3 separate regions of the Homo sapiens genome follow, and regions 1 and 2 are each linked to region 3. The links are chromatin contacts, found by Hi-C or POLR2A ChIA-PET in ENCODE. All regions are on one chromosome and are shown on one strand. Each heading gives the region's core, a stretch centred on a gene start or an enhancer-like site at or near the end of the contact. The rest is flanking DNA. Distances are from core to core; before and after follow the strand shown.

Region 1 (2,700 bases), core at 83-2,582, 520 kb after region 3:
TAAGATTTTTTCCCCTGAAATCCTTATTTTTCACCATTAAATCACTTTGAGGTACCACCATTAGACAAAGTTCAGCTTCTATATTAATTGCACTTACTGCAAATTCCAAAAATGTCCTGTATTTTACCTGTGTCTGATAATTGGCACTTACGGTATGGTACCTTCAGAGTTTTGTATGAGGCACTGGCTGTCACATACAGCTTCCATGAAACATCTATCTACTATGTGCCCAGCGCTCCAACCCAGATGCTAGAAATAGAAAAACAAACATGCAGTCTGGACTCCCGTGGTCTAAGAGGAGGTAATACAGGTAGAAACATGTAAGAGTAGTAAAAATATGATAGTATGATACGAATCTGATATTCAGCATACAGTGTAGTCACAAATAGGGAGGATGTCAGTTCTACCTTAGAGCATGAAGATCAAAGAAGGTGTCATATAGACAGGTAGCTTAAGCATCTCAATTTGTGCTTAATTTTTGAAAACAGGCCACAAAGCAGGAAAAGAATAAGGAGCCAGTTTAGTGTATTAAAATAATTCCACAGAAAATCACTGTATCTACCTAGGCTGATTCTCTTATTAAATGCTTCCCTGCCAATGGCTGAGGCCAGCTCTCAGGATGGACATGAATAGAGTAGACAAAAGCCCCTCCAATCACTAGTGAAGGCAGAATCTGAGGATTCCAGAAGGGAGGCCACTTTGGCAGTCAGGTCATGATAGTCAGAAAATAAAGCAGCAAATTTCAAAGCAAACGGATATCAGAGGAGCCATCACAAGTGGGAATCAAAGGGCAGGGAAACATGTTGCCCAGAAACCTAGGGAAAAGTGACAATTTGGATAGGCAGAAAGCTAATAGGGCCTTGGAACTAGGTAAGTGCTCTGAACAAGACTCAGTGCCCAGCACAGCAAATGATGCTCGAATGTGTCTATTAAGAAGAACCATATCCAAAGGGTGAAAAGAGAGGCTGACAAAAGTAGGCCATGGCTCCACTCCCAGAAATTTTGAACTACTTGTCAAGATGATACAGGAGCAAACAGTTCTGAGGTAGCAAGAGCCGGAGTCTCAGACACTAGACAAACTATCAGAATTGGGACACAGGATCAGAATTTCTGTGGCAACAGTGTTCTCATACAGTTTTTTAAAAATCTAACTACATGCACTGGGCCAGATTCTTTGCAGAGTGCTATATGCTCCAGACCACAGAGTGTAGACTAGAGTTCCTTCCTGTTCTCTCCACCGCATAAACCAAATACATCCTGCTAGGGGCAAGTCTGAGCTCATCAGGGAGTCAGCGTGCCCAGCTGTGGGAAGAGGACAGCTGAATAGGCTGCACCCTAAGACAGATCTGACCTCAGGTGAAAAAATGGCAGCCCCTGATTCTGACATTTACAAGAGGAAACTTTATTCACAGTCAGCAGCTAGAGGAAATGATCCTTGAAAAGGACTCATCCTAAGAGATGGCTTATGAGAATGTTTCTGATGAGAGAGGGGCAGCTGCCTAACTTCTTTTCATGAAGACCATCTAAAATTTCCATGGAAGGACTTTTCTAATACTAACCCCAATAACTTCAGGATAAATGTTTCTTTTTAACAAAATACACAAGGCCCTTCAGGCTCTGGCCTCTTCATGATCTGCCTTATTGCTCACCTACATTCCAGACATACTTAGCCACATAGAACAATACAAATACACTGTAGTCTTGGGCCTCTGTGCTCTTGCCTATGTTGCTCCCTCAGCCTGAAATGCCAGCCATTCTTTTCACTTTATTGTTTGCCTAGCATCTTCTCATTCTTGAAGATTTAATTCCAGCATTATCTCCTGATTAAGACTAAGCCTTTCCCTCTTTCCACTGCATGGTTCCCTCCCTGTCCCTACCCTATCAGATGTCTGTATCCAGTGCTACTTACAGATGCTATGGAATCCTGAACAGACCAATAACAAGAAATGAAATTGAATCATTAATAAAAGACCTACCAACAACAAAAAGCCCAGGGCCAGATGGATTTATAGTCAAATTTTCTCATCAGTGCAAAAAAAAATAGCTGATACCCATCTTACGGAAACTATTCCAACAAGTCAGAGGAGTCAGATTAGGGGCTCCCTAACTCATTCCATGAAGCCAGCATCACCATGATACCCAAATCTGGCAAGGACACAACAACAACAAAAAAGAAAGCTTCAGGCTAATATCCCTGATGAATACAGATGCAAAAATCTTCAATAAAATATTAGCAAACCAAAGCCAATAGCACATCAAAAAGATAATCCATCATGATCACATGGTTTTATTCCAGAGACAGAAGGATAGTTTAACATATACAAATCAATAAATGTGATTCACCACATAGACAGAATTAAAAACTAAAACTAGGCTGGGCGCAGTGGCTCATGCCTGTAATACCAGCACTTTGGGAGGCCAAGGCAGGCAGATCACCTGAGGCCAGGAGTTAGAGACCAGACTGGTCAACATGGCAAAACCTCATCTCTACTAAAAATACAAAAATTACCCAGGCATGGTGGCACGTGTCTATAATCCCAGCTACTCAGGAGGCTGAGGCACAACAGTTGCTTGAACCAGGAGGTGGAGGTTGCAGTGAACTGAGATCGCACCACTCTGCTCTAGCCTGGGAAATAGAGTGAGACTGTCTCGAAAAACAAACAAACAAACAAACAAACAAAAAGAACAACAACAGCAACA
Region 2 (2,896 bases), core at 233-2,732, 860 kb before region 3:
GAGCCACTCCATCTTGAATAGGGACTGAGTAAAATAAGGCTGAAACCTACTGGGCTGCCTTCCCAGGTGGTTCAGCATTCTTAGTCACAGGATGAGATAGAAGGTTGGCACAAGGTACAGGTCACAAAGACTTTGCTGATGAAACAGGACTCAGTAAAGAAGCCAGCCAAGACCCACCAAAATCAAGATGGTCATGAAAGTGACCTCTGGTCGTCCTCATTACTCATTAAATGCTAATTTTAATGCATTAGCCTGATAAAAGACCCTCCCACCAGGGCCATGACAGTTTACAAGTGCCATGGCAACGTCAGAAAGTTACCCTATATGGTCTAAAAAGTGAAGGAACCCTCAGTTCCGGGAATTGCCCACCCTTTTCCTGGAAAATTCATGAATAATCCACCCCTTGTTTAGCATAGAATCAAGAAATAACTACCAGTATAATTAGCTAAGCAGCCCACACAGCTGCTCTGCCAGTGGAGTAGCCATTCTTTTTTGTTGTTGTTCTTCTTGTTTTTTGTTTTTTTTTTGTTTTTTTTTTTTTTGAGACAGAGTCTGGCTCTGTCGCCCAAGCTGGAGTGCAGTGGCGCAATCTCGGCTCACTGCAACCTCTGCCTCCGGAGTTCAAGCGATTCTCCTGCCTCAGCCTCCCGAGTAGCTGGGATTACAGGCATAGAGCACCATGCCTGGCTAACTTTTCGTATTTTTAGTAGAGAGAGTGTTTCACCATGTTGGCCAGGCTGGTCTGAACTCCTGAGCTCAAGTGATCTGCCTGCCTTTGCCTCCCAAAGTGTTGGGATTATGGGCGTGAGCCACCGCACCCGGCCTGTTTTCTATACTTCCTTAATAAACTTGCTCTCACTCTACGGACTCACCCCGAATTCTTTCTTGCGAGAAGTCCAAGAACCCTCGCTTGGGGTCTGGATCGGGACCCCTCTCCGGTAACAAGTGATATCGGTATTAAAGGTACCCCCACATGTCAAAGGCTTCCCTCCACAAGTCAGAGTTGGGGAGGGACAGGAGGCAGCAGGGGACCGACAAAGAGCAATGGAAAGAGAAGGCCTGGGAGCCAAGCAGGCCTGGGGTTGACTCCAGGCTCCCTTAGTGGCCTGCACAACTCAGATGACCCGTCTGTGAAGTGCAGGTCACAGTGGGCACCACACACGGCTGCAGAAAGGAGTGCAAAGGTGATGCCCACGCCTGGCCTAGGGCGGGGGCGCAATACATGGCTGTTGCGGCTGTGATTGCTGGAGGAAGGGAGTCATTTGGAAGGCACAAAGGAACTAGAACCTACTCGGTGTCGGGACAAGCCTCAAGGATGGGGCAGGGGTTCCGGCAAGAGCTGGGTTCCAGCCTGGGTTGCCACCAACAGCGAAAGTGACTGCCAGGTGGCAGTAGGGTGACTTCACCAGCTTAAGTGCTTAGCGGGCAGGCGAGGGGGCGGAGCAAGAGAAGAAAACACAAAGGGCCGGAAGGAAGCCGGGGAGACAGGTGGGGTACTCGGGAAGCTGGAGCGGGCCGGCGGTGCAGTCACGGGGGAGCGAGGCCTGCTGGGCTTGGCAACGAGGGACTCGGCCTCGGAGGCGACCCAGACCACACAGGTGAGCCCCCGCCCCGGGGAGTGTTGACGGCGGGAGGGGGTGGCCTCGGGGGAACGCGGCGCCGCAGGGCAGTCCTTCGAAGGCCGCGCGGTGCAGCGGTGGCCGCCCCCCACTCTCCCCTAACTCGGACCCCGGCGGCCCCGGCACGGGCGAGGGGCTGGGGAGCTTGGGGTGGCGCTGGCTGCTTCTGGCCAGGGATGGCAGCGGACTCCAGTAGGCTGACTCCCGGCTTCCCCGACCGCATCAGAAAGTGCAGTGTCCCCCGTCCGCCGTCCAGCCCTGCAGGCGCCCCCCTCCAAGCCATCCTAAGAAGCACCCCCGCCCCCCATGCTGGGGCGCGCCCTCCTCCGCACATTCGTCGGTCAGCACCCACGAACCCACGGGTCCCTTCCCCACCACTGAGGAAACAGAGGGTCCCCGGACCACCCCAGCGTGGGGGGTGGGAGCTACACCTGCAAGGCAAGACCCTCGGAAGGCTTGCTTTTAGGTGCAGACTGAGGACTAAGTGGGTGCCAGGGGACCTGGCCACCGAAGCTGAGAGGTATATTTGCCTCCCAATATAGGGCAGCGGCCTAATGGCTAAGCAAAGATAATCTAATTTGGCGTGGTCAGCAAAGACTTCCTGGGAGTGCTCAGGAAATGGAAGGTGTGCAGGGGCTTTATGGACGTATCCCTCATCCTCATCCTCATCCTAGTCTTCATTCCTGCAAGAGCCCCTCACCATTGTTGTGTCCATTATGCCCAATTAACAGTGGAGAAAGCTGAGGCAGAGACGGATTAAGTCATTTGCACCAAAGGGATCGCAGGGGTAAAGAGTCACGATTTGAACTCTGGTCTCTCTGACCCCAGTACTTTCCCGTGCAGGGCACCGTGCTGCCCCTGTAATCACATTAGACACCTGTGATGAAACTTGGTGCGAGTACGGGTCCCCTTGGCTCAAATGCCTCAAAGTTTAGTAACTGATGTAGGAAACAGAATTGTATATAAGAGGTTCATTTTGCAGAAGAAAAGCAGAGGTAGAGGTAGAGTTCAGGGCTGCAGAATGCAGTGGCCACTGGGGGCAGGAGGAGGCTCAAAGTCCACCTGGATTATGTCCATCATTGCCAAATCCAGGGTCCACTTTTCTAAGCCATGTGATGGTGTTGATGATTCACTCCCTCCTTCAGAAATTCCCTCCCCTCTGTATCAGCTATTCCTTCTCAGTCATTTCCTTGGCCTGCTTTTTTTTTTTTAATCTTTCTTCTCTTTTCGATATTCCCTTGGGCTCAGTGTTCATATTCTCCAGTACTGTTTTTAGA
Region 3 (2,904 bases), core at 383-2,882:
TTGGGTTTACACACAACTTTCTGTATCTCCCTTTCTCTGTTTAAATAGACAAAGAAAAATACACTATGTTAGGGACTAATATCAGATTGATAGAAAAAAAAGACACCTGAATACATCTATGGAGAAATACAAATCCATATTTTATAAACAGATAAATACTTTGGGCTGGGCGCGGTGGCTCATACCTGCAATCCTAGCACTTTGGGAGGCCAAGGCGGGTGGATCACCTGAGGTCAGGAGTTCAAGACCAGCCTGGCCAACGTGGTGAAACCCCATCACTACTAAAAATACAAAAATTAACCAGGCGTGGTGGCAGGCGCCTGCAATCCCAGCTACTCAGGAGGCTGAGGCAGGAGAATCACTTGAACCTGAGGGGCGGGGGCTGCAGTGAGCCTAGATCATGCCACTTCACTCCAGCCTGGGTGAAAGAGCGAGACTCCATCTCAAATAATAATAATAAGAAGAAGAAGAAGAAGAAGAAGAATACTTCATAGAAGAAGCAGATTATCCTTACGTCTACAGCAGGAATGGAAGTTTCCTCACACTACTGTTAGATGTACAGACAAGCTGTAGCTCTTTTATTTTGCCTGTAACTTCTGTAGATTTCCTCATGTGTCCCTACTGGCTGGGTAGGGCTGGCGAAACTTGATTGATTTTAACCCTATAACTTTAGCTTAGTGCAATGATGAAAATATTCTCATTCAGTAAAATGGATAGGCTCTCAGGTCTTGCTTCTCCTTTTCTGTTTCTGCCCAACACAGCATCTGAGTAGAGCAGGGAAAGGGGGAACTTTATCTAGGAGTGACATTCAACATAATTAACTGATTTGACACAGACACAGACCCACTGGAGTGGATGCTAACAGCTAGCAATTAGTAGCCCTTCCAATGCAGACTGTGACTCTCAGCCCTGGCAAGGTGACCTCACAGCGGTGAAGTGAAGGGGAAGGGCTGTTTGTATTGGAGCAGTGTCTCTTGGCACCTCTGATCTCCACAACATTTCTTATCATCCTAGTTGCTGCTTATCCAGCTAGCTTTTGCAGGTGGAGCTGGTGACTGGTGTGGACTGGTCTTTCCTGACTTGGCTAGGGCACAGGAGTTCTCCCTGGCTGATTTGACCTCACCCCAGCTCTTGCTGGCACTGCAGGCTTATGGTGTAAGTTTAGACTCTGCCACAGTCTTCATTGGCCCCTCAGCCTGGGCTGCAGGTCACCTTGCTCTTGAAGGGTGAGTGCCATGTCATTTCTTTGGGAAATGATTCAACTCAGCTGCTTCCAGAGGACCATCTTGAGCACATGTGGGAGCTTCTGGGTCCTGTCCATACCACACAGGGACTGAGAATAGCTCAAAAAGCTAAAACTTTACAATTTTGCACTCCTGCCTCTACCCTCACTCCCCTGCTTAATCATGCTGTGCTGCAGAGTTTGTCCATGGCTGCTTTCCAGACAGTTCGTGGGGCAATTCCCTCCAGGAATCTGAACACAAGGCAGAATGCAAGCCTCCCTGCCCTTGCCAGTACCCTCTACCTGGCCCTCCTGCCCCTGCAGTATCTTTAACCCCTCTAATATCACTCTCCCTCTTCTGCCCGCAAACCACTGGGCTGGAGAATGTGAGTGTTTCACTTCCTCTTCCTGGTGTGGTTTTCACACACTAGAATGATCTGACAGCTTTTCAAAAATACCATTGCCCGTGTCTTACCTTCTCATCCTCCTTCATCTCCCCAGTTCTGATTTAACTGCTCTTGGGGGACCCAGGCATTGGTAGTTTTAAAACCAAGCACCCCAAGTGATTCCAATGGGCAGCCAGGGTTGAGCGTCGCTGTTCTAGGGCAGTTGTTATTAAACGTCCCTGCCTATTAAAATCTTGTGGGAGCTTTAAAAAATCCTGATGCCCAGGCTGCACCCCAGGCCAATTGAATCAAAATATCTAGGGAAGTCATTGGTATTTTTAAAGGGTCCTTGGGCTATTCCAATGGCAAATGTGAAAACTAGGGTCCTTCTAAGCCAGTTCTTCTCAAACTTTAATGCACTAATACATACAGTCACCTGGGGACCTGGTTAAAATGTAGATTCTGATTCAGGAGGTCTGTGGTGGAGCTTTAGATTTTGAATTTATAACAAGCTCTCAGATAATGACACAGGTGCTGGTCCTTGGACCATATCATTCTTCCCAGGGTGGCATTTGTCCCCCAACTCCCTTAACTAACAGGATTTCAGGAAGAGGAAAACTAGCTTGCGGGTAAATAGAAGACTTTCAAAAGGATTATACCCATAATATATGGCAACAGACAGCTTCCCAGTGGACACTGGGTTTATATTCCAAAAGTCACCTACAACTCTCTATTCTTCATGTTTTGGAAGGCTAAAATACTCAATTTTGAGGGCCCTCTCATAGCAAGCATACCACATGAGAAAGTTCCATGTAGTGAGATATAGCTAGAAGTGCCTGGGGAGGACTTCCTTTCCCAAATACAAAGCCCAGGTCTTAATAGAAGGAAAAAATTTTTTGTGTCTTCCTGCTTGGAATATGGCTTTGGGACCTGGAAGTAGAGCACCCATCTGTGACTCTGAGGAAACGGGCATGAAGATGAAGTCCTGGAGACAGGGTTGCCAAATAAAATATGAGACAACTGGTAAATTTGAATTTCAGATAAATAATGAATCATTTTTTAGTGTATGTGTTGTGGTCACCCTCTATATTGTCATCAACCCCAGAAATGGATGAACCCCTTACCCCAAATTTGGTTCAAAGATTGGGATTATTGATGCCATACCCCAAGAGGATATGAAAAGGTTTATGACTCAAATAATGAGGCTTTCTGAGGAGCACAGGGCAGGCTCCCAAGCAGGTCTGAAAATAGGTTGAGCAAGTGGGGAGGGCAGGCTGCCTTGGGGTTTTATGAAAG

Evidence for each region. Hi-C counts contacts between places; a loop is a spot of excess contacts on that map. ChIA-PET counts read pairs that join two places held with the same protein, here RNA polymerase II (POLR2A). Pooled maps may share reads with other maps.
Region 1: a pooled map shows a loop between it and region 3 (3-fold over the local background). The contact joins two enhancer-like sites. A Hi-C loop is called at or near these places in 2 of 37 single-sample maps with no recorded cell type and 4 of 50 pooled maps. POLR2A ChIA-PET finds 5 or more read pairs at or near these places in 1 of 52 experiments (activated CD4-positive, alpha-beta T cell).
Region 2: a loop to region 3 is called in a pooled map, with 4 times the contacts of the local background. The contact joins the promoter of OCIAD2 here to the enhancer-like site in region 3. A Hi-C loop is called at or near these places in 5 of 50 pooled maps.

The regions. Positions count from the first base shown.
Region 1 is chr4:47,530,428-47,533,127 of GRCh38, reverse strand. All of the region lies in intron 5 of ATP10D (ATPase phospholipid transporting 10D (putative)), which reads right to left. Among named protein-coding and RNA genes, the nearest start is that of ATP10D, 47 kb to the right of the region's middle. Within about 2 kb of position 1,332, at least 17 of the 41 ENCODE cell types and tissues checked have a DNase peak (open chromatin) inside an H3K27ac peak, as active enhancers do.
Region 2 is chr4:48,905,360-48,908,255 of GRCh38, reverse strand. It overlaps OCIAD2 (OCIA domain containing 2), which reads left to right and starts at 1,482. Exons shown (of 7, transcript NM_001014446.3): 1 at 1,482-1,598. RefSeq lists an enhancer at 1,175-1,254 and a silencer at 1,545-1,804.
Region 3 is chr4:48,046,224-48,049,127 of GRCh38, reverse strand. No RefSeq gene overlaps it. Among named protein-coding and RNA genes, the nearest start is that of NIPAL1, 31 kb to the right of the region's middle. RefSeq lists an enhancer at 1,296-1,495. Within about 2 kb of position 1,632, at least 7 of the 41 ENCODE cell types and tissues checked have a DNase peak (open chromatin) inside an H3K27ac peak, as active enhancers do.